Regions from separate parts of the Homo sapiens genome. Here region 2 is linked to region 1. The links are chromatin loops, found by intact Hi-C in ENCODE. Cell type or tissue: K562. All regions are shown on one strand. Links, peaks and the distances in the headings refer to the core of each region. The heading gives the core; the rest is flanking DNA.

The links. Peaks named below come from ENCODE experiments on the same cell type or tissue, not always from the same donor. Only the 100,000 strongest peaks of a DNase experiment are listed, where the experiment ranks them.
Region 2: a loop joins it to region 1, with 4 times the contacts of the local background. A loop is called at or near these places in 4 of 110 quality-filtered maps.

Annotation. Positions count from the first base shown.
Region 1 is chr12:54,214,337-54,226,575 of GRCh38, reverse strand. No RefSeq gene overlaps it. Among named protein-coding and RNA genes, the nearest start is that of MIR3198-2, 11 kb to the left of the region's middle. RefSeq lists silencers at 8,540-8,589, 10,391-10,576. In K562, for the core only: CTCF peaks have their summits at 6,334 (motif pointing left) and 9,363 (motif pointing right); DNase peaks (open chromatin) are centred at 6,325 and 9,405; H3K4me3 peaks cover 260 bases.
Region 2 is chr12:54,433,227-54,445,465 of GRCh38, reverse strand. All of the region lies in intron 3 of GPR84-AS1 (GPR84, ZNF385A, ITGA5 and GTSF1 antisense RNA 1), which reads right to left. Among named protein-coding and RNA genes, the nearest start is that of ITGA5, 20 kb to the right of the region's middle. In K562, for the core only: a CTCF peak has its summit at 5,642 (motif pointing right); a DNase peak (open chromatin) is centred at 5,655.

The sequences.
Region 1 (12,239 bases), core at 1,670-9,669:
AGCATGGGAATGAAAACTTTCTTTGGGGATCTCCTTTTGTCTCATTCATCAGCCTAAAGGATCATGGGGCAGGTAGAAACCATTTCCCTGATTCCTCTCCCCACCAACCCCACCAGCCTCTGCCCAACCCCGCAAAAGACAGGCCCAGCCTGCCTGTAGAGGGAGGTGAGGAACAGTTCCTGGGCTCAGAGATTGGATCTCTCATCCTCACCCTTTGCTTCTCCCCATACTTCTTACACTCAAAACAGAGAAGAGGGGTGGTTGGAGACCCAACTTATAAGCTTGGATAGAGGGGGTAGAAAAGAGAGAGGCACAAGGTTGTCCCTGTGAAAAACTAGGAGACTGTGGAATAAAATGAAGAAGGACAGCCAGGGATGGGGGCTCAAGCCTGTAATCCCAGCACTTTGGGAAGCTGAGGCAGAAGGATCGCTTGAGTCCAGGAGTTTGAGGTTACACTTATCTATGATGGCGCCACTGCCCTTGGCCTGGGCGACAAAAGCAAGATCCTGTCTCCAAAAAAAAAAAAAAAAAAAAAAAAAGTGGAGATGAAGGAGTTGGAAAAATAGATGTTGTGCAGGGACATGTATGCACCACAACACAGATGCTAGGAATGTAGAAGCTCACGAAAGGGGCAATTGAGGCCCTCTAAGGCTGTGTATCCTCTGCCTCCAGGCAGTATCTTCTTCACTCAAACAGATGGCTGGAACTTCACTTCTGCAGAGCTCTGGGCAATGAATCAACTTAGCATCCACTCTCATGTGTTCTGAGTTAGAATAATCTTTGCTCTGGACTGTATCACCTTCCTGAAAATCTGAGAAATACTTGGATTATTTCTGCATCCTGAATGACTTCAATTTTTACCCTAGTATGGGGAGTTGGAGGGCCTGGAATCCCAATGCTTTCTTAATTCCCAAGCCTGTTTTAGGTGGTCCCAGGAAGGGAATGAGAAGGGGGTGTGTATAAAAGAGGGAAGTTGAGGGGATGGCAGTGCAGGTAGCCGCAGGTAAGGATTCCCCAATCCTCATTAGAGATCTCAATTGAATAACTGTTGCTATCTTCAAAGAAGAGATGGGACAGACAGCCCCCTTTACTCCACAAGGAAATGGCAGGTCTGTGTGTATATAAGTTGGAAGGCTATATTCATTTGAATATAACTCTCTGAATACATTTTTGTCTTCATTTGAATATATTAAATTTCACTGAGTCCAAGTTGAGTCACTTTAATGGAGGGGAAGCAATGGCCTAAATAATTCAAGGCGGTAGATAATCCCCAAATCATTTATGAATGTGATTGAAAGGCACTTGGAAGGGGCTTTGGAAGGTGCTTTGTGGACTTCTCTGGGCCAAAAGGAAGAAATCATTAATGGAGGTAAATGAAAAGCTACTCTTAGACCTGTACCAGAATAGCTGTACAGACCCCATGCTATTGGAAGAGCAACAAGCAGGTTGGAATTCTGAGGGCACAAAGAGAGTCGCAGTTATGTATGGATTGAGAGAAGCTAGGAAACAATAAGCTCACAACTGGCATCACTCCCGAATTAACCAATATACCACCTCGGAACAGCCCAGGCACTGGGCAAAATCCTTAGGTAAGAATTTAAGTCTGGCTTTGTTATTCACAAGGTTGAGTAATATTGGCTAAATTAATTCCCCTCTCTGGGTATCAGTTTCCTAAGGGGACTCAGCTCAAATATGGGATAATTATTTCATTTTTCACAAAGTATTTTATCTTTTTATTGTAATCATAGCAAAAAATTGACAAAAGTAGACATTGGGAAAACTATAATCCTATGATGTTAATATGACATATTTTTACATTTGTGTGCTTGACCAGATTTTTGTCCATATGAAACAAAATCCCGTTTTTACATAGTGTGTGTACCATTTTGTATTATTATTTTCTGAGATAGGGTCTCACTCTGTCTCTCAGGCTGGAGTGCAGTGGCATGATCACAGCTCACTGCCGCCTCGACCTCCCAGACTCAAGCGATCTTTCCACATCCTGGGCTAAGCCTCCCTCCCAAGTAGCTGGGACTACAGATGCGTGCCACCATGCCCTGCTTTTTTTTTTTTTTTTTCCTAAGAGATGGGGCCTCCCTGGCTGGGACGCCTGTAATCCCAGCACTTTGGGAGGCCAAGGCGGGCAGATCACAAGGTCAGGAGATCGAGACCATCCTGGCTAACACGGTGAAACCCCACTCTACTAAAAATATAAAAAACTAGTTGGGCGTGGTGGTGGGCGCCTATAGTCCCAGCTACTTGGGAGGCTGAGGCAGGAGAATGGCATGAACCTGGAAGGCAGAGCTTGCAGTGAGCCAAGATCGCGCCACTGCACTCCAGCCTGGGGGACAGAGCGAGACTCCGTCTCAAAAAAAAAAAAAAAAAAAAAAAAAAAGAGATGGGGCCTCCCTATGTTGCCCAGGCTGGCCTGGAACTCCTGTGCTCAAGAGATCCTCCTGCCTGGACCAGTGTTGGGATTACAGACATGAGCCACTGTGCCCGTCCCTATTTTGCACTTTTTTTCACTTAACATAAAAAACAGTTCTGGGCTGGGGGTGGTGGCTCACGCCTATAATAATCCCAACACTTTGGGAGGCCGAGGCATGAGGATCATTTGAGCCCAGGAGTTCGAGACCACCTTGGGCATCAAGGTGGTACGTACCCCCATCTCTACAAATAACACAAAAATTAGCTGATTGTAGTGGTGCATGCCTATAGTCCCAGCTACTCAGAGAGCTGAGGTGGGAGGATCGCTTGAACCGGGGAGGTTGGGGCTGCAGTAAGCGTTGTTTATACCAGTGCACTCCAGCTTGGGCAACAGAGTAAGATCTTGTCTCTTAAAAAAAAAAAAAAGAAGTATCAATGTACTGTGTATGGATTCTACCAGTATCCGTGGTCTGGAGGGCCCCCTGGCCACTTCGTGTTAGTCTCATACCTTTGAAACAGTAGTGGTTCCAGTGTTCCATTCTCAGTTGTTTTTTTTTTTTTTTTGAGATGGAGTCTCGCTCTGTCGCCCAGGCTGGAGTGCAGTGGCGCGATCTTGGCTCACTGCAAGCTCCGCCTCCCGGGTTCAAGCCATTCTCCTGCCTCAGCCTCCTGAGTAGCTGAGACTACAGGCACCCGCCACCACGCCTGGCTAATTTTTTGTATTTTTAGTAGAGACAGGGTTTCACCGTGTTAGCCAGGATGGTCTCGATCTCATGATCTCGTGATCCCCCCCGCCTCGGCCTCCCAAAGTGCTGGGATTACAGGTGTGAGCCACCATGCCCGGCCTCAGCTGTTGTTCTTACCCCAGTTTGTTCCCATCTTCTAAAATAGCTTCTATACTTTCATTATTTCAACCATTACTTATGGACTTATGACCCCCCACACCGATATCTCTGGGCCTTGACTGTATCACTGTTCTCTCTGTATCCACTTGCCCTTTGCTACCTCCTCCTGAGAATCCTGGAAACTCCTCAAATGCAGACCCTTCAAAGTCTGCCCCAGACCTGCCTTTACTGCATTTTCCTCCACTTCTATTCTCCTTATCCCTCCCAGAATTTCACAGAACTATGCTCCAAGCCCCAACAAGCTGGTCTCTTGGATTTCAATGCCTCTGCTCCCACAATCCACTCTGCATATTTTGGTCTCTTCCTCCCTGATGCCTTCATGGGTTCCTCCAAGTAAAATTACTCATTCTCTCTTTGGTGCTTTCACAACCTCTTATGCCTCATCTGTATTATAAAATAAACTGCGAATTCCTGTGGACAGAGTCCATTTCTACTTCATCTGTGGATCTTCAATTCCTGGCTGAGTGTGTAGCATATAGCAGATGCTTATTAAATAATTGTGGGATGAATCAGTGGTCAAGTCATGGTTCCCACTTGCTTCATTTTTCACCAATGCTGTCATTGTCACCACTGATCAGTGCCCTTACTGTTATCATCATTAACTTGATCATGATCACACTTCCTTCATGGTCACTATTATTAACTCCATTGACCACATCATCTCATCATTTACAGCAACAAAAAAAAACCTTCATTAAACATCTGTTCCCAGAGGATAGTATGCAAAGAGCTTTTAATGGAGTTACATGTCATCCCTGCCTTCCAGAGCTCATAGTCTAAAACATAGTTTGTGCTGGGACATGGTCATTATAGACTTTCTGAAGGATGAACAGTGAACAAGAAAGTGAAAATTATTTAAAGAATGACATGAGGCCAGGTATGGTGGCTCATCCCTATAGTATCAGCACTTTGCGAGGCTGGGGAAGATTGCTGAGGCCAGGAGTTTGAGACCAGCCTGGGCAACTAGCAAGACATCTTTACAAAAAATTAAAAAATTTGCTGGTCGTTGTGGAGCGCACCTATAGTCCTAGCTACTTGGGAGGCTGAGGTGAGAGGGTCACTTGAGCTGAAGAGGTTGAGGCTGCAGTGAGCCCAGATCATACCACTGCACTCCAGCCTAAATGTCTGTCCCCTACCCCACCAAAAAAGACATGATGTGACATTTAGAGAGGCACGGTGGAATCCCCAGCCCTCTCACCTCCTACTTGGACTTGTCTCCATCGTCACCCACAGTGTGAAACTCACCAAAAACACTAATAATGGTTAGTAAGACTTCACTGCCCAGACTTTCTGGCCAGTCCCCGCCCCAGCTCCATAGTCTTCCCTTCTGCCTTCTTGCTTTCTCCATGAGACTGTCTTGGTCTAGATATCCTTATCACTGAGTCTGATCACAGCAGTAAGATTGCACAGTATGCCCCCTTGAAGCACCAGAAGTTTTTGGTTTCTGAGTTTAAAAGGTGGCTCATAAATCACTTACGCCCTTGTGGTGCCTCAGGCCTGGGAGGGGAAGCACAGAGACGGGTGATGGAGAGCTGTTGCTGGTGGTGGTAGTTATAGAGGAAAGCATTTGGGATGGAAAGAGGACAGGATTTTAGAGAGTGAGAAGGATGGGAAGAAACCAAGCCCCAGAGGGAAAAGGGGAGAGGAAATGTAAGTAGAAAGGGTGGGTGCATAAAAGGAGAGGAAAATAAAAGGCAGTAAAAAGGCAGGAATGATGTGAGGTATGGTAGGCAGTGAGAGAAAAGGCGCTATGTGAGGGAGAGCCACCTGAGTGTGTCCAGGCATCTCCTGGGCACCACAGCGTGAACGAAAGGTGAGATAAGAGTCTCAGCAGGTAAATTCACCAAGCCCTCCTGTTTGTAGGATGGGAAGTGAGAAGGCTGGGGATTCCAAAAGTGCCCAGCATCTTGGATGTCACACACACACCAGCCTCCTATAAGGTCATTGAGTTTTCTGTTGTTTCACTCAGAAAAGAGGCATGGTGGGAGTGGGAACCTTATATTAATATCAGTTCCCTCAGTGTTGGGCACACCCATGAGTGATGTGACGCTGGGTCCCGACTGTATCTCTTGGTGCGGTAGGACTTGGTACATGTAGCCAAGGGGGAGGTTAGGGTTAAGGGTGATAGATCTTTGTCATTAGTTCGAGGAGTTAAGAAGACCAGAAATAGGGCTAGTATGAGGGAGGCTCTGGCCTGTACAGGGATAGGATGAAGCCTGGGTGGAGTGAGAGGGAACAATAATGGATCAAACAGAGAGAAAAGTGGAGCTTTCCATGCAATGAATGCATGTATATCTAACAATTCTGAGAGAAATTGAGCCCAGGAGAAGGCTCTGAGTAGCCCAAAATGTCACATTTGTCCCTAGGCCTGGAACTCAGGTCTGTCTTCCTGAGCACCCCCGACTGTGTTCTGTTCTCAGAAGCTTTGACTGTGCCCCTCCCAATCCTGGGATGCACACTTAGGGCATAATTGACCATAATTAAGGGCAGTCTGGACAGTTAGGAGGCCTGGACATTTTTTTCCCTTTCCTTTTGAGATGGAGTGGCGCTGTCTTGGCTCACTGCAACCTCCACCTCCCGGGTTCAACAGAGTCTCCTGCCTCAGCTTCCTGAATAGCTGGGATTACAGACGTGGGCAACCACGCCGGGTTAATTTTTGTATTTCTAGTAGAGACGGGGTTTCACCATGTTGGCCAGACTGGTCTCAAACTCCTGACCTCAAGCGATCCATCCGCCTCGGTCTCCCAAAGTGCTGGGATTACAGGCGTGAGCCAACGAGCCCTGCTGGACATTTGTTATAAATTGACCAAGGGAACACAAAACCAGAGAAGACAGGAAGCACTGGGGGAGGCGTGGTTTGCACACCAAGAGCTGTCTGGGAGAAGACGGTGGAGACAGGGGAGGCATGTTCAGACTAGGGCTCAATACTCAGAGGGAAGTCCAGAAGGGTCCTTTCTTCTAGCCCCTTTAGGCAGCCTGAGGTGATTTGGGGGTTTGTGCTGCCCCCTGGTAGCCACTGTGGGAATAGCACTGAGAACTATGCTCAGCAGAAGAACCGGTATGAACCCCATCCTACAAGATGAATTCTTGCTGTCTCATACTTTTTCTTTCTCTCTCTCTCTCTTTTTTTTTTTTTTTTTTTTTTTTTTTGAGACGGAGTCTCGCTCTGTCACCCAGGCTGGAGTGCAGTGGCGTGATCTCGGCTCACTGCAAGCTCCGCCTCCCAGGTTCATGCCATTCTCCTGCCTCAGCCTCCCGAGTAGCTGAGACTACAGGCGCCTGCCACCGCGCCCGGCTAATATTTGTATTTTTAGTAAAGACGGGGTTTCACCATGTTGGCCAGGATGGTCTCGATCTCCTGACCTTGTGATCCGCCCGCCTCGGCCTCCCAAAGTGCTAGGATTCCAGGCTTGAGCCACCGCGCCCGGTCTTCTCTTTTCTTTTCTTTTCTTTTCGTTTCGTTTCGTTTCTTTGTCTCGCTCTGTCACCCAGGCTGGAGTGCAGTGGCACGATCTTGGCTCACTGCAAGCTCCGCCTCCCGGGTTCACGCCATTCTCCTGCCTCAGCCTCCCGAGTAGCTGGGACTACAGGCGCCCACCACCATGCCCGGCTAATTTTTTTTTTTTTTTTTTTTTTGTATTTTTAGTAGAGACGGGGTTTCACCATGTTAGCCAGGATGGTCTCGATCTCCTGACCACATGATCCGCCGCCTCGGCCTCTCAAAGTGCTGGGATTACAGGCGTGAGCCACCGCACCCGGCCGCTGTCTCATACTTTCTTGCAGAATGCATACTGGTAAAATTCCTTAAGCCTCTTGGCCTGGATTGTTAGTGGAGGTGCTCTCCTTCTCGGGGGCAAGGGAGTGAGATGGAACCTCATGTCACCTGTCTGGACTCTTAAGACATGTAGTAAGCATTTTATGTACTATTCTCGCTCCATCATTACAAAGTCCCTATTAAGTAGTCACTATTATTCCCATTTTAAGGTGAGGAAACAGCCTTCGAAGGAGGCAGTTACTTCTCCAAGATCATGCGGTGCCAGAGTTTGAACCTCAGCTTCTTGGCTCGGAGTCCAGTGCTTTTTCACGGCATCAGCTCTCCACTCATAATCCCCCTGGTTTCTCACCCCTCACAATCTTGGGCCAAGATGCGTAAGGACCCAAAAAGTACCAAGAGGAGGGGCTCTTCCATGGGATGTCATGTAAAGGCTGCTTGGGACCACCAGAGCCCTGGGTATCTATGTGTGCCTGAAATAGTCAAGGCCTCACTCATTTATTCAGTATTTGAGTATCTCCTGGTCTTCAGACTTTGTGCCCAGAAGTGGGATACAGCAAAGAACAGACATATTCTCTGTCTTAAGTGAGAGCTCACAATTTGGTAAGTGCAACTGACCAAATGTTTTTGCAGTAAGTGCTAATAGATGTCATTATCAATTGCCAGGGGTGAGAGGAATCTCAGAGGTCTTTCCAAAGGAAAGAACGTCTGTGCAATGATTTTCAAAGAATGTGTCTGTCAAACAGACAAGAGGGCAGAAGAGCAGTCCAGGTGGAAGCAAGGTGCAGGTAAGTCCAGGCAGAGTGAGAGAGCTCATGAGGAGCTTAGGGACCCTCAGAGCAGTTTTGTGTAACCGAAGCGCTGGCTGTTGTGTGCCTGAGTCTGGCCATGATGCAGAAGATAAGGCTAGAGAAGGGGGATGCTGACAGAACGTCAGGGGCTTTCTTTGGCAAGGGTGAACAATATAAGCTTTATTCTGCAAGCCTGGGAGTCCAGAGTTTTTAGCTGTTGACCTCCATTAGACCAATTTTTTAGCAAGGTAACCCCAGAGGCAGGACTACCACCTAAGAGGCTATGCACCAGTCCTAGCAGGAAAATCCCACCAGAAGCCCCTGGTCCAAGGCGTCAGGTAAAGATGAGCGCATTCAGGAGACATTGACCAAGTCGAGTCCAAGAGAAATGGAGGAACCAGAATCTGAGATTGCAGGCTTGGCCTGCGCCAGTGCGAGACAGACATGCCCAGAAGGTGGCTCGAGCCAGGGGAGCCGGGTCCGGGCAGGACTGATCCAGCGGTTACTCAGGGAGGCGTGAGAACGCGCCAGTACCCGGGACGTGAACAGCCGCGGCGGAGGCGCGCAGGGAGAACGCCTGCCCCGCGTGGGGCCTGCTCGCCCAGAGCCGCCAGCCACGAATTTATGGCCCAAAGCCGAATGCAGCTGTGCGCAGCTGGGTATGCAAATGTATGCAAATTCGCGCTGCCCGGCCCGGGCTAGGTTGCGAGCGGAGTCAAAGGGTGGGGGAAGGGGCGCAGCATTGTTACTGTTCTTGCGCTCCCAGAGGAGTTCAGACGCGGTGCGGGAGGGGATGCAGGGGGAAGAAATACATCTTCCCTGTCCTGACCGTCCCGCCTCAGGACCGTGACAATCTATCGGGACGAGCGTGGGTTCCCTCCATGTCCTCAATGACTTGTGCCCTCACGCCCTCAGCCCCACCCTGCGTAAGATGCGTGCAGGAGGAAGGGTCCTGACACCCAGAATACCTGAGCCCCTGTTGGTCTGAGCGTCCTTCCTTCACTGCGAGCGGGAAGGAGCCGCAGGGTGGGTAGATGATCCCACACCCGCCCGGGTCTCCCAGAATTACCCCTCCCCATAGCCAGGGAGGGGGTCGTCCGGAAGACCTGATTTCTTTCATCCCTTTATTGTGACCCGTCCTTCTGCCTCCCATCCGCTTCTTGAGAAGTCCCTACAGAAGTCTAACCATAGTCACATTTGCTATTGTTTCTGTTTTATTTTTCCGGGTGGTTTAGTGAGAAGATTATTCCCAAAGTCCCAAATGTTGGGTTCTGAGGGTGTGGGAGTGGGGCCTGGGCATCAACTCCCGCCCCCTCTCCCCCACCCAACGACCAAAGAATAAGTCCCCACGCTAGGCAAGAACTGGAAGGGAGTCTGGGCTGAGGCTGTCATCTCCCGGCTCTGGCTTGTTTTTTTTCCCGCTTTTTTTTTTTTCCCTTGCTGACTCTTCCCACAATGGCCACAAGGGGTCTTCCTTGCGCTAAGAATGGGAAATCCGGCGTCAGGTTTGAGCGCTGTGAGGGTGGGGCGCCTAGCGATGCTTCCTCTCCGCGGTTTCCGAGCGCCGAGACCTGCAGGCGTCCCACCTCCCCGCCCCTCCTCGGTGGCTTCACTCAGTCGCAGACGACTTCAGTTCTCTTACCCCACGCTCCAGACTGGAGATTGGCATTTCAAGATCTCCTGCTCCTTCCCCTAAGCCTATGGAGCAACCGGAGGGCTGTGAGCTGAGACAAGAATTCGGGCCAGACATATAGTAGGCGCTCAATAAATGCTTTTCAGATGAATGACAATGTGGCAGTGTCCTGTTCAGAAGCTTGGGCAGGGAAGAGATGACTCGGGTGAGTTGAGCAGGACACCCCTCCTCCCAAAGCAAGAGGGTGCCAAGAGGCGGCTCAACTCCCTACCAGGGAAACTGAGGCCATCTGTGGGACTTACATATTGATACAGCAGGGGAGGTTCTGAAGTGACAGGGGCAATTAGAAGGGAGGGGTTAGCCAATCAGAAAGCTGTCATGGATTGATCTGACGTCGGAAGGCGGGAAAAACGGAAGATCCAGGCCCCTAAAGGAAAGCTTTGTTAGAACGGGAAAATGGGATGTGAGCGTGGAAAAGGGGCTGGAGATTTGGATTGTTTAGCTCAGAGAAGGAAAGTTAAGGCAGCCCCTTTCTCCTGTGAGGTCAGAAGTTGTTAGGTTTAGCTGAAGCTGCAGCAGGAGGAAGGGTGGTCAGACACCAGGAAGGACTTCCCCGTTGGAGTCAGACGTGGTGGCAGAGGGTGAAGGGGTGATGACGTCGTTCCCGGGGTGGGAGGTGAGTTATCTGAAACCCTCTTATAATGGGAACCCGTCAGGGGTGGTGGGGGCGGGAGATACAGTTAAGGGTTAGATGCAGTAGGTGGAAGCTTAGGTGAAGTCGGCTGCCCTTCCCCCACGGAAGCGGCTGCAGGGCCCGAGAGGTGGGAGGTTCCTGACCAGGTGCTCTCACGCTCACTGCCCACCTGGATGGACACCTGGGTGGTCCCGCCACACACCCCCACTCAGGGCTTGCAGGAAGTCCTTCCCCAGCCGGATGGGGCGAGGTGTGTTTGGATGAACCGTAGCCTCGGGTTGCACCCGGGTGGCGCAGACCTCCTCGAAGACCCTCACGTGGGCTCCCGTGGCAACTCGCCAGTCCCATCCCCTAGCTTTGGCGCATTCAGGGCCGCTCCTGAAATGTCCTCCCTGCAACCCTAGAAAAGGCTCCTCTGGGAAGCTTGCCCTGTTCTCGCCAGCCTGGTCAGAAATCCTATGGCTCTTCTACTTTGTTTCTCTGGGTGACCTGGGTGAGCAGGAACCACACCTTGATTAGCACATAGTAGGGACACCAAATAAAGTTTTGGGTGGAGGCCTGGCTTTAAATCATGCACTGTCCTAGCTGTGTGACCTCGGTTTGAAGCCCCATGTCCTGATCCGTGAAATGGGTACTTCTGTCTTGCTCACTTCTTAGGCTTTTTTTTTTTTTTTTTTTTTTTGAGACAGAGTTTTGCTCTTGTCGTCCAGGCTGGAGTGCAATGGCACGGTCTCGGCTCACTGCAACCTCTGCCTCCCAGGTTCAAGCGATCCTCCTGCCTCAGCCTCCCAAGTAACTGGGATTACAGGTGCGTGCCACCACGCGCAGCCAATTTTTTTATTTTTAGTAGAGACAGGGGTTTCACCATGTTGGCCAGGCTGGTCTCAAACTCCTGACCTCAGGTAATCTACCCGCACCGGGCTCCCAAAATGGTGGGATTACAGGCGTGAGCCACCGTGCCTGGCCTTCTTACGCTATTTAAAGGACTATGTGCCTGAAATAACCAAAGGGAAAGCATTTTGTTTTATGCAAATGCAGGCTGTGGGAGTCCAAGCCATGCAGACACCCGTGTGCACAGGGGTGGGTACACCCACATTCACACAGGTTGAATCTCTTGGAGGGGCTAGGTCCGCGTCTTTGGAGGCAATCAAGCAAAAGCTGGAGATGGTAGGCGGGGGGGCCAGCTAGGGAGAGCTAGCTGTCAGATGCCAGAGAGGGAACCCAAGAATGCGAGGGGTGGTCCCCAGAACTGGCTATCCTAGACCCAGGATCCGATTCTCCAGGGCGGGATCCCAGTTCCCTGGAGGATTCTGGGTACAGGCCAGTGGGCCTGGACCCTGGCGCAGAAACACGGGACCGAAGACCCCGCTGTGGGAGCCCCGAGTCGGGGCTGCCCGGCAGAGGGCGCCCAGGCTGGCTCGGGCACAGCGCTATAGCCATCTTCGGGTGCGGCCCGCCTCCTATTGCGCCCTCTGCTGGCCAACAAGGACACTATCGCGCTGCCTGTCTTCAGTGCCCACAAAATGGGCGGGGTTCTGCTAATTCAGGGGCTGTTGGCCACGCCTCTTCTGCTGAAGCCTCCTGCATCCTGGACGCCAGAACTCCCAGCCAGGCCTGGCTCTAACTCCTCCACCCTTCAACTCCTTGTGGAGAAGGGAGCTCCTCTCCATCCTTCAAAAGGTGAATCCAAGTACCAGGTTGCCTGCCCAGCTCCACACTCACGCTCGACCGGGGAGGGTGATGAGAAGAATCCCCAGCAGCGTCACGCTTAGGGTATCTTTATATCCAGATTATGGAGGTTTAAAATTCAACCTGCCTGCTCCCAGCTGCCTGGCCACTGCCTGGTCCCAGCCTGTCAGTCCTTCAGGATGTCTTAGCTTGGGCATGTTCCAGCCTTCTCATTGGACCCCCTGCCTACTGTCTCTCCTCTCCACTTACCAAAATTATCTTTCTAAAACACAAATTGGCCGGGCGCGGTGGTTCACGCCTGTAATCCCAGCACTCTGGGAGGCCGAAG
Region 2 (12,239 bases), core at 2,157-10,156, 220 kb before region 1:
AAAGTCCTCAAACTTACAAGATTTGACCAGAGTTGTTTAGTTACTATATGGAGAAACCAGAACTGGAGTCATGTCTGCTACCCCTAAAGGCAGCACTCTTAACCCCACTGTATTTTATGATTGCTACAGCCTCATCTCTCCCCATCCTATTCATAGTCTAGCCATGGCGAACTCACCGTCTTTCTAATATATGGTGGTCTTTAATAACCATACCTCAGCACATCTTGTTTCCTGAAATGCACTTGTTCCCTCCCCTTCCCAATGCCTTTCTGCTTAGCATATTCCTATTCCACCTTCAATTCCAACTTAAATGTTACCTCTGGAGTAATTTTTCCAAGTTCCCTGTTCTATGCTCCTACTTTTCCCCATTCATACTTTTTTTTTCTTTTTTTTTGAGACGGAGTCTCGCTCTGTGGCCCAGGCTGGAGTGCAGTGGTGTGATCTCGGCTCACTGCAAGCTCCACCTCCCGAGTTCACGCCATTCTCCTGCCTCAGCCTCCCGAGTAGCTGGGACTACAGGCACCTGCCACCAAACCCGGCTAATTTTTTGTACTTTTAGTAGAGACGGGGTTTCACTATGTTAGCCAGGATGGTCTCGATCTCCTGACCTTGTGTCCGCCTGCCTTGGCCTCCGCTGGGATTACAGGCATGAGTGCTGGGATTACAGGCATGTAAGTGCTGGGATTACAGGCATGAGCCACCGCGCCTGGCCCGTTCACTCTTTTTTTAATAATACTTACTGAGTTGTGTTGTAATTAGCTTCTTAATGCTTGTATCTTTCAGGGTTTAGAAGGAAACAGAAACCACTCTTGATATTTTAAGCAGAAAGGGAATTTAATATAGAAAATTAGGTACTTACAAAATCATTTGAATAGCTGAAGGAGCAGGCTATATGTGAGACCTCTAGGAATGACTCTCAGAACACTACTGAACTAACTCACCAAAGGAGCTACAGCCTCTGATGACCACTGGAATACTAAGTTTAAGAAGATAGCACCATAGCTACAATCTAGAGATCAGGAAACTGCCACACAGTCCAACAACATATGTAATATCAGACTTTTTATAGAGCTACTGACTAATGTAAACATCCAAGTACATGGTCCACAGAAGAGAGAATAAAGGAAACTGGATAATCAGTACCTGGAGCATTGAGAGTTTGCTCTAGGGTGTGTTGGGGTTTTTGAATGTTTACTTTCATAATAAGATTGAAGTAAATGATGAGTTAATGGGTGCAGCACACCAGCATGGCACATGTATACATATGCAACTAACCTGCACATTGTGCACATGTACCCTAAAACTTAAAGTATAATAATAATAAAAGAAAAAAAAAAGAAGAAAAAAAGATTGAGGTAAGTCTCTCTTTTTTTTTTTGGAAGGAAATTAGTTATTTTCAAAGCTCAGAGAAATATGTACCATATGCCAAACCACCCCCCAAACCACCCCCACAAAAAAAAAAACTGTTACTATAGTAGTTGAGTACTAAATGGACAGGCAAACCTACTTGACAAAAGTGGTTATACCCAGGCACAGTGGCTCAAGCCTGTAATCACAACCCTTTAGGTGGCCAGCGTGGGAGAATCACTTGAGGCCAGGAGTTCAAGACCAGCCTCAGCAACATAGCGAGACCGTCTCCACGAGAAAAAAAAAAATTTAAAAATTAGCCAGGCATGGTGGCATTTGCCTATAGTTCCAGCTACAGACTGAGGCGAGAGGATCCCTTGAGCCCAGGAGTTTCAGGCTGCAGTGAGCTATAATTGCACTATTGCACTCCAGCCTGGCCAACAGAATGAAACCCTGTCTCAAAAAAAGTGATTATGAAAGCAGTTGAGAGGTAACATTGAACTAGCAGTCAGACAAACATATTGAGTCTAAGATGAGCCCTGTGACCTTGGAAATGTCAGTTAAACATTCTGTGCCTTAATCCTGTCTTCTATAAAATGAACAAATTGAACTAGATGACCTGTAAGGTTCAGTCCAACAATAAAATTTCATGTTTTTTAGTTATTCAATTGAAAAAAAGTATTTTTATAATGAAAAGGAAAATTATGCAACCATTTCTAGGGCTTGCTTTACTTTTGATCATTCTGTAAAATTTTCCTGTCAACCTTAAAATATTCTCTGAGGCCATCCAGATGAGGTGAGAGAAGCAGTGGGAGGAGAAAGTAACCTAGAAAAGGAAGGGTTTTTGCCCTGACCATATTGAGTCAAATGTAGTTTTTTTAAACACACAGAGCAGCTTTGGAGTTCCCTAATTTCCCAATTGGGGGTTTTAGTTAATCTGTCCCCAGAAGTTAAGCAGGGAAAAAATTCTTCAAAGAACCATCACTGATTCTAGGAGCTGGAAGGGCTCATCACAACCTCAAAAGCTAGGCTTGTTACCAAAAAAAAAAAAAAAGTACATTGAAAGTGTCCTCTAGGCTATGTTAGCTGGGCCAGAGATTAAATGGAGCTTTCCGCTAAGTCCCTGCAACTTCCTCTGGGCTATTTGAGGTACTTGCTGAGTTTTTGCCCTAATTTCTTTTTTTCCTTCAAGACTTGCCCTTCATTCTCTTGCTTCTCCGGTGTGAACTGCTTTTCAGAACATTTTCAGACAAACCTTCAGATGTTAGCGGAGGGACAGTTTGCCAGTACTGTTTTGTTGTTGTTATTTCCCCAAAAATAGAGACGATCCAGGAGCGACTGCTGCTGTCTTCAGAGGATGCTGTGGTATTACATAGCCCTTGATTTCTCCCCTGCCAATATGCTTTTTTATTGTGCTTCAAAGCTTGTTTACTAACTCCAGCTTAGTCCCTTGACTCTCCTCCCTTACCCTGCCCCATGCATTGTGCATGTCAAAAGGTAGAAAAAAATAACAGCTGCTTCTCAGCCCTCTCCTTTGAAGAACTGCAGAATCACCAGGGCTAACATGTCAAATTGTACAGCCTTAACCAAACCTTTGCACAGAGATGTTTCAGGTTAGGAGAAAGGAAAAAAAATTTTTTTTAATGTAATAGCCTCTTTTCTAAGGGCTTTTAACAGACAGGCCCCAGGGCTACCTCTCCTTGCTGCAGAATATATAAATAAATAAGTGAATGAGCAGGGTTTAGTTCTTAGCCAAGAACGATAGAAACCCCAGTGTTGTATCTGTTGCTATGTGGAGCCAATTAAATGAGATGGACACACGAAGATTTGTTTTAGTTACAGCCCTACCATAATACCATTCATAATCAAAGGCAGTGTTTCCCAAAGCATAGTTCAACTGTCACCTACATCACAATTATTTTAGGGGCTTGCTTTAAAAATGCAGATTCCTAGGCTTTGATCCAGGTTTCCTGAATCAGAATATTTGGAAGCAGCACACAGGCATCTATTTTTAGCAGTACCCCTTATATTAATTCGTATGCACAATAGTTTCTGAAACCACATATTATTGAATGAAGGCTTTTAGGAATATACTAAAATACTAAAATTAGGAAGGAAGATAATTATACTATTTGAATTTTTAAGGACCCAAGTTCTTTAAAAATCTACACACAAATCACAAAGTAAAGAGTATAGGGGCTGGGCGAAGTGGCTCATTCCTGTAATCCCAGCACTTTGGAAGGCCAAGGCGGGTGGATCACTTGAGGTCAGGAGTTCAAGACCAGCCTAGCCAACATGGTGAAACCCTGTCTCTACTAAAAATACAAAAATTAGCCGGGCGTGGTGGCGGATGCCTGTAATCCCATCTACTCAGGAGGATGAAGCAGGAGAATCGCTTAAGCACAGGAAGCAGAAATTGCAGTGAGCTGAAATCATGCCACTGCACTCTAGCCTGGGCATCAAAGCAAGACTCTGTATCAAAATAAAAATAAAAGCATAGTAGTGATTAAGAACATGAAGATAATAAAAGTATAGTATTTATCTCATAAGATCATTTAAAGGTATAAGTGGGAAAAATGCATTAAAGTTTTTAAGAGTTTTGTTTTTTTGCTTTTATTTTTTTGAGACGGAGTCTTGTACTGTTGCCCAGGCTGGAGTGCAGGGGCACAATCACGGCTCACTGCAAGCTCCGCCTCCCAGGTTCACGCCATTCTCCTGCCTCAGCCTCCCGAATAGCTGGGACTACAGGCGCCCGCCACCACGCCCGGCTAATTTTTTGTACTTTTTTAGTAGAGATGGGATTTCACCGTGTTAGCCAGGATGGTCTTGATCTCCTGACCTCATGATCCACCCGCCTCAGCCTCCCAAAGTGCTGGGATTACAGGCGTGAGCCACCGCGCCCAGCCTCAGTTTTTAAGAGTTTTAACGGTAAACACTCAATATATCTTAACTATAATGAATAAACTGAAGATACGTAATACAGAAATGACATGAACTGTATGTAGCATAAGATGATCCCCAACATTGTCTTAATTTCTTCTTGACTCCTTCCCTTTAAAACAAAAATTTGAAAGATATTTAAAGGGCATGTTTTAAGTGAAAACCAGACATCCAAAAAATAAAAAAGAAATGACTGCTTCTTACTTAACCATGTTAGATGTTCAGCTGGAGAAGGAGAGTAAATTTCTGGATCTGATGTAAATTGTTTTCCTAGTGCTGTAACCTCCATAAATTGATATTATTGTGCACCCTGATCAATTTTGAGGATATGTATTGACATCGTCCCCATTTCACCAATAAAGGATTCATTTGAGAGCTGTCACTACTTATATACAACCTTCACTTCTGAAGATATAGCCCAGGGACTTTGGTGAATAGCTAGCCCATGGTTTCAGCATGGACAAAATGATTGTTAATGGGTTCTAATGGAATTGTCTTTGCTAATGAGCATAGGAAGAGAACTGCTGGTGGATGTGAAAAGAACAGTAGAGGACACCCCCAGTGTCTCCCATATCTGAGTCAGGTGGCAGACAGAGAGACGAGGAAAAGGCAATTCTTTAAGATTGCTTTCCCCTTGCCCTAAGGCTAACAAGGACCCTCTGATCTAACCCCACCTACCTGCTGTTTTCTGTCTATGAGCATAGGAGGTGAATAGAGTTTAACCAACCTATATCCAGAGCAACTGAAGCAAGGAAGTGAGGCTCTTGATCTAACCCCTGAGATGTGTTTTGTTTTGTTTTGTTTTGTTTTGTTTTGTTTTGTTTTGTTTTGTTTTGTTTTTTTGAGACAGCGTCTTGCTCTGTCGCCCAGGCTGGAGTGCAATGGCATAATCTCGGCTCACTGCAACCTCCGCCTCCCGGGTTCGAGCACTTCTCCTGCCTCAGCCAACAGAGTAGCTGGGATTACAGGCACGCGCTATCACGCCTGGCTAGTTTTTGTATTTTTAGTAGAGAAGCGGGTTTCACCACGTTGGCCAGGCTGGTCTCGAACTCCTGATCTCAGGAGACCCACCCACCTCAGCCTCCTAAAGTGCTGGGATTACACTTGTGAGCCACTGCACCTGGCCAACAGATTTTTTTGAGAAAGCAGTGTATGGGGGAAATTGTACCCAAGTCTCCCTAGTACCCAGTCTCCCTGAAAAGGCAGTCAATCTGCCCCCATAGCTTCAACAAATTCTGAGAGGGAATGATTTAACCTTGGGATAAATGTAGAGTATTGATGAGGTTTTTTTAGACTCTATGCTAGTTCTAAAGAAAAAAACTGAGACAGTGTTGTCAACCTCCTTGGTGTCCAGTAGGTGGAGATATAGTCTAAGGTTGTCTGGGACTGCAGTGGAAATTTTAGGGCACTAGATAGCTTCCAGAGTCTTCTGAAGTCTGTGGGAAAGAGTAAGCAGCGTGCCTTTTCTGCTTCCCAGTCCACTCATCCTAACCCACACATACCTCACTTCTCTGCCTTCCCATTCTTAGACACTTTGGCTGAGACGGAGGTACATACCACGTAGGGAGGAGTGACATCAAGAACTCTACAGTGGGGGAAAGTTGGGAAGAGAGAGATCACAGAGACATTTGAAGAACTTTCCTGAAGTCCAGGTCCTGTGCTATTCAGCACAGATTCTAGGTTGGCAGTAAGGTGTCCTCCCTTCTGCCAATCTGGAAATGCCAGTATCTTAAATCCATGGAGGGACCACCCTCCTAAAATTCTCACACATACACAAATCTAAAAGTGACACAAACCGGGAACAGCAGACCAGACAAGATGCACTATAGGTATTCAGCCAGCCATCTGGCATCAAGTTAATGCATGAGTGGACACCCTGCCTGCCAATGGGCACTAGGCCATGACCACCAGTTGGGTACAATCAGCCTGCCAAGGTGAAGGGCATCCCACAGCATTGCACCTATCAGCTTCCCTGCCACAAACTGAATGGAGCTCAGAACTTGAGAGACCTCCTGCCTGTAGAGAAATAGACTCAGTTCCTCATTGAAAACAACAGAGGAAAGAGAGGCAGGGAAAGGGGGCAATGCTCTATTTTGCCTGAAAATAGTAGCAAAGTCTCTTCGTCCTATCCTTGGAAAAGAAAAGTCTGGAAATTGACCCTTCCCAACCCAGAACTGGAAGTTGGGAGTCAGTAGGATAAAATGGTATGTTATTTTATCCTACTGAATGAAAGCAAATGTGGCATGATGGAAAGAGCTGACTTGGAATAAAGACACCTGAATTCTATCCCACATCAGCTGTATGACCTTGGGCAAGTCATTCCCTTTCTCTGGGCCTTGCTTAAAATGAGGACATTGGGCTAGATGATATCTAGAATATTGTCCTCCTCCAACATCTGCTGTTCAGTTCTGAGAAGTAATGACTTTGCCTTGTTGAAGTTGACCAGTCTAGCACCCACAGAACCCCATGTGACCCCAGACATAAGCTATGTCTGAGCTAAGGGAACCGAGTACTAAAGGAGTGGGAAAATGAAAGTTCTGAGCTCCCAATGTCCCTTTCCCACTATCTGTTTCCCACCACTGGGGACCCACTACAGGGATTTGAATATCAGAGATCCAGATCTCCTAATCTTTTGTAGAGTGAGAAGGCTGGAGGCTCCAGTCAGCCTTGTAACCAAAAGAATCTAAAACTACTATTTTAAAAAGAAAGTGATGCTCATCTGGGTAATATTCATTATATTAATATGTATCAAAGCCAGGCGCAGTGGTTCACAACTGTAATCCCAGCACTTTGGAAGGCCAAGACAGGAGGATTGCTTGAGGCTGGGAGTTTAAGACCAGCCTGGCCAACATAGCAAGAGCCCTGTCTCTACAAAAAGTAAAATTAGGCCGGGCGCGGTAGCTCACACCTGTAATCCCAGCACTTTGGGAGGCTGAGGTGGGTGGATCACCTGAGGTCAGGAGTTCAAGACCAGCCCAACCAACATGGTGAAACCCCGTCTCTACTTAAAAAAAAAAAAATCCACAAGTTAGCCAGGCGTGGTGGCAGGTGCCTGTAATCTCAGCTACTCTGGAGGCTGAGGCAGGAGAATGGCTTAAACCCAAAAGGTGGAGGTTACAGTGAGCCAAGATCGTGTCATTGCACTCCAGCCTGGAAGACAAGAGTGAAACTCCATCTCAAAAAAAGAAAAAAAAAAAGTAAAATTAGCCAGGTATGGTGTCACATGCCTGTAGTCCCACCTACTCAGGAGGCCTAAGTGAGAGGATGGTATGAGCCCAGGAGTTTGAGGTTGCAGTGAGCTATGATCAGGCCACTGCACTTCAGCCTGAGTAACAGAGTAAGATCCCATCTTTAAATATATAGAGATAAATTTTGGGTCTAAGGCCGATATGTCTCTGATCTCTGCTCCACTGCCCACCCAACCCCACCACCGCCACCACCAGCAGCTGCCCTTTCTCACTAGAGTCTCTTCCTGCCCCTTTATATTTGCAATGGGCTGACTCTGTTAATTCTTCCTGCCTGTTGAGTGTTCACCTGGTCCCTGGTAAAGGACCTGTGCCTGAATTTATCCTGTGAAGAGAGGAATGCCTTTACTTTCCCTCCAGACATTGATTCACTTCCTTTGCCCAGGTGAGTTTCCATAGGATATTGGAAACATTCCATTTACCAGAGCTTTCATATACAACCAGGCTGAAGAAAATATTCAACTATTGAGAACAGAGAATTTGGGGAGATTCCAGTATGACAAGTAACAATAGTCATCTGAGAACTGAGTTCTACCACTTGTCCTCACCTCCACCCTGAGAAATCTTAAATGCCCTCAGGGAAGAAAAGCTAGTCAGACTAATTAATATCTTGTTTTCTCTCATTGAGTTGCCTTATGCTGAATTTCAAAGAGAATATCATTTCACTTCTTATGTATCAGATGTTGTAGTATGCTCTAATCACCTAGGTTAGGGGTGGGAGAGTAGTTGATATAATAACTTGAGGTAAAATAAGTAAGACATGAATCTTACTTTCAAGAAATTTATGGTATATATTATCTATACATAAGAAGTTACCCCCAGGATGTAGTTACTTGAAACAACAATAAATATTTATTCTCTCTCTCAGTTTCTGTGGGTCAAGAATTCAAGAGCAGTTTAGCGAAGCAGTTCTGCCTTGATGTCTCTCTTGAAGTTGTAGTCAAGATGTCAACTAGGCTTGTAGTTATCTGAAAGCTTGACTGGGGTTGACCACTCTGTACTGCAAGCTGGTTCACTCACATGGATAGCAAGTTGGTGCTGGCTTTTGGTGGAAGGCCTCAGTTTCTCTCCACATTGGCCTCTCCATAGGGCTGCTTGGTGGCTGGCAAGAGATCCAAGAGAGAGACCATGGTGGAAACTGCAATGTCTCTTATGATTTCATGTTAGAAGTTACACATGTCACTTCTACAGTATTGTGTTGGTTACATGGGCCAGCCATCATTCAGTGTAGGAAGAGAAAACACAAAGGGCATGAATACCAAGAGAGGAGGGTCAATGAGGCCATCTTGGAGGCTACCACATAATCTATCTGGGATTTCAAAGTTATGATAAAAAGTAACGCTAAATAGAAGAGCTAGTATGTTTATAAACCTACAAGAACTTTGAATATGCTCATGATAGAATAAATTTCATAGTTTTTCACAAAATGCCATTGAATAAGTGACTTCAGTAAACGCTATTTTCATTGAAACTTGGTTTTTTTTTTTGCACTCCTTGAAAACATTCTTCAGAGTAGGCTAAGGGATTTAATGAATTATATGGTTATCTTAATTTTCATTCAAAGGATGTTAGCCATGCTGCTATAACAAAGAAACCCACAAATATAGTGACCCTCTTACTTCAAATAAAGTAATAGTACAGAGATATATGGAGCAGATGGTCTTTGGTAGAAAAGGCTTGCATCTCTGGGTCCATGGTGGCTGCTTAATGTGTCACCATGTCATAGCAAGCAGAAGGATGAAAGAGTGAGAGAGCAACTACTTTTCCTCTTTAAAGACATGACCCAGAAGTTACACACATTGCTTCACTCACATTCCATTGACCAGAACGTAGTTATGGGACCACCTGTAATTGCAAGACAGACTGGACAGTGTAGTATCTAGCTGGCAGCCATGCACCCTGCTAAGATTTAGTGTGTGGATAGCAGGGTAGCAGAGTCATATTATTAAAAGGAAGAAGAGACAGGATGATGAGAATGAGTGGTCTCTGCCACACTTATAAAATATAATTTGTGGGGACAGGTCAGGTGACAAAAGTTAACAAGTAATTGGACCACATCTCTGGATCCAATTCAATAATTAGATGCAAATTAAAAACATGATAGTAAGAAACGCTATCTTGCTAGAAGACTACGTTGTAAAAAACAATGTCACACAATTCAGAAATTAGTTTTGTAATGTTGCTGTGTTATGTTTACCATTGCTTTAAAAACAGGTTCAGTTTATTCAAATATTTGTTTAGCCAGGCAACGTACTTGGCAGTGGAAAAACAGAAGTAAACAAGATCCTTACCTCACAGAACTTAGTCTAAAAGGAGAGACAAACAGGAAAATACAATATAGTGGGGTAGATGCTGTGACTAGTGAAATCAGGAGTACTGGGTGGGGAATTAATGAATGCTTCTTGGAGGAATCAGTGTTTGTGCTGAGACTTGATCTATAAAATACATTCCATTCAATCCCAGCTACCCGGGAGGCTAAGGCACGAGAAACACTTGAAACCCAGGAGGCAGAGGTTGCAGTGAGCCAAGATCACGCCACTGCACTCCAGCCTGGGCGACAGAGTGAGACTCCATCTCAAAAAAACAAAACAAAAAACAACATTACAGAGAGCACATCAGAGTTTAAATAGATTTCAGATTTATCAACAGACAGAATGAGGCTTTAATATTTATAACCAAGTACTGTAACCATACATATAGTATATTAGTTTAATTATCCCAACAAATCTATGAGAAAGATATTACTGCCATTTTACAGGTGAAGATATTGAGACCCAAGGAGGTTAAGTAACTTGCCAAGGTTACATATCTGTTAAGTAAGGGAGGCAACTTTCAAACTCAAGTCTTTTCAGATGACTTCCCTGTATAAAATAAAAGCACATTAACAAAAAGCAAACATTATCATTAAAAATTCTGGCCAGGCGCAGTGGCTCACGCCTGTAATCCCAGCACTTTGCGAGGCTGAGCCAGGCAGATCACAAGGTCAGGAGTTCGAGACCAGCCTGACCAACATGGTGAAACCCCGTCTCTACTAAAAATACAAAAATTAGCTGGGGGTGGTGGCGCGTGCCTATAATCCCAGCTACTCAAGAGGCTGAGGCAGGAGAATCATTGAACCCAGGTGGCGGACATTGCAGTGAGCCAAGATCGTGTCATTGCACTCCAGCCTGGACAACAGAGCGAGACTCAGTCTAAAAAAAAAAAAAAAAAATTCTATGGAACATGCTTTCATAAAATATTTAGAGTTGCTTCTATCATAGGTGCATTCAAATGTATTCAATTTCTAAATTATACAAGGACTTTATTAATACACTGGATAATTAAGTGCTAGACCATGTACTCCAGACTATAAGCCTAGGACTTCAGAATAGTGGCACATTGCTGAGATTTAGAATGAGCTGGGGAAGTCCAGGCTCAGTGGCTCACACCTGTAATCCCAGCACTTTCGGCAGCCGAGGCAGGCAGATCACTTGAGGTCAGGAGTTCAAGACCAGCCTGGCCAACATGGTAAAACCCCGTCTCTACTAAAAATATAAAAATTAGCCAGGCATGGTGGTTGGCACCTGTAATCCCAGCTATTCAGGGGGCTGAGGCAAGAGATTCACTTTAACCTAGGAGGCAGAGGTTGCAGTGAGCCGAGATCACGCCACTGCACTCCAGCCTGGGTAACAGAGCAAGACTTCATCTCAAATAAATAAATAAATGAATAAATAAATATTTTAAAATAAAATAAAGAGGCCAGGCGCAGTAGCTCACACCTGTGATCCCAGTACTTTGGGAGGCCGAGGCAGGCGGATCATGAGGTCAGGAGATCGAGACCAGCCTGGCTAACACGGTGAAACCCCGTCTCTATTAAAAATACAAAAAAATTAGCCGGGCGTGGTGGTGGGCGCCTGTAATCCCAGCTACTCGGGAGGCTGAGGCAGGAGAATGGCGTGAACCCGGGAAGCGGAGCTTGCAGTGAGCCGAGATGGCGCCACTGCACTCGGGCCTGGGCAGCAGAGCGAGACTCTGTCTCAAAAAAAAAATGAATAAATAAAATAAAATAAAATAAAGAATGAGATGGGGAAGCTTATGCAGGGCTTGGATGGGCCTTGATGACCAGTACAGAGGACAGTGCATTCCAGACACTGGAATCACAGGAGCAAAGCTGAAGACAAAATGGGCACATTAGTGAGACAATACTGAGACACTGAGACCCAAATGACTAAAGCAGAAGGTGTATTAGAAAGAAGCTTTCTGGTTCTCCCAGGTACAGGAGAAGGGAGAGATTGGAGACCTCAGGGTCATTTTACCCCCATTTAAGTGGCCATGGTAGCTGTGACCTACCCCCACTTTTCTAGGAAAAAATATATTCCAGCATTCCCAAGATCTTCTATCTTCATTGTAATCATTTTGTCACCTTGAATATCAAAAGACATATTATTTTCCTAATGCTAGTCCGGGGCTGTACCAATTGACAGACACAATCTTTGCTTCATTCAAGTTTCCAGTCTAATAGGATACAAACAGACAATTCAGAGAACAAAATGGGGCAAACTTAGCCCAAAATAAGAGCATCATGATTCCCTTAAGATGTCAAAGTGCTTACAGCTGTACCATGTAGGAGGCCATAACAAATGCTACATTTAAGAGGACACTAGGCATGGGTGGGGTGGTCCCAGGCTTGATAAGGTTACTTAAGCCCCCAAATCCTTGTGGTCAACC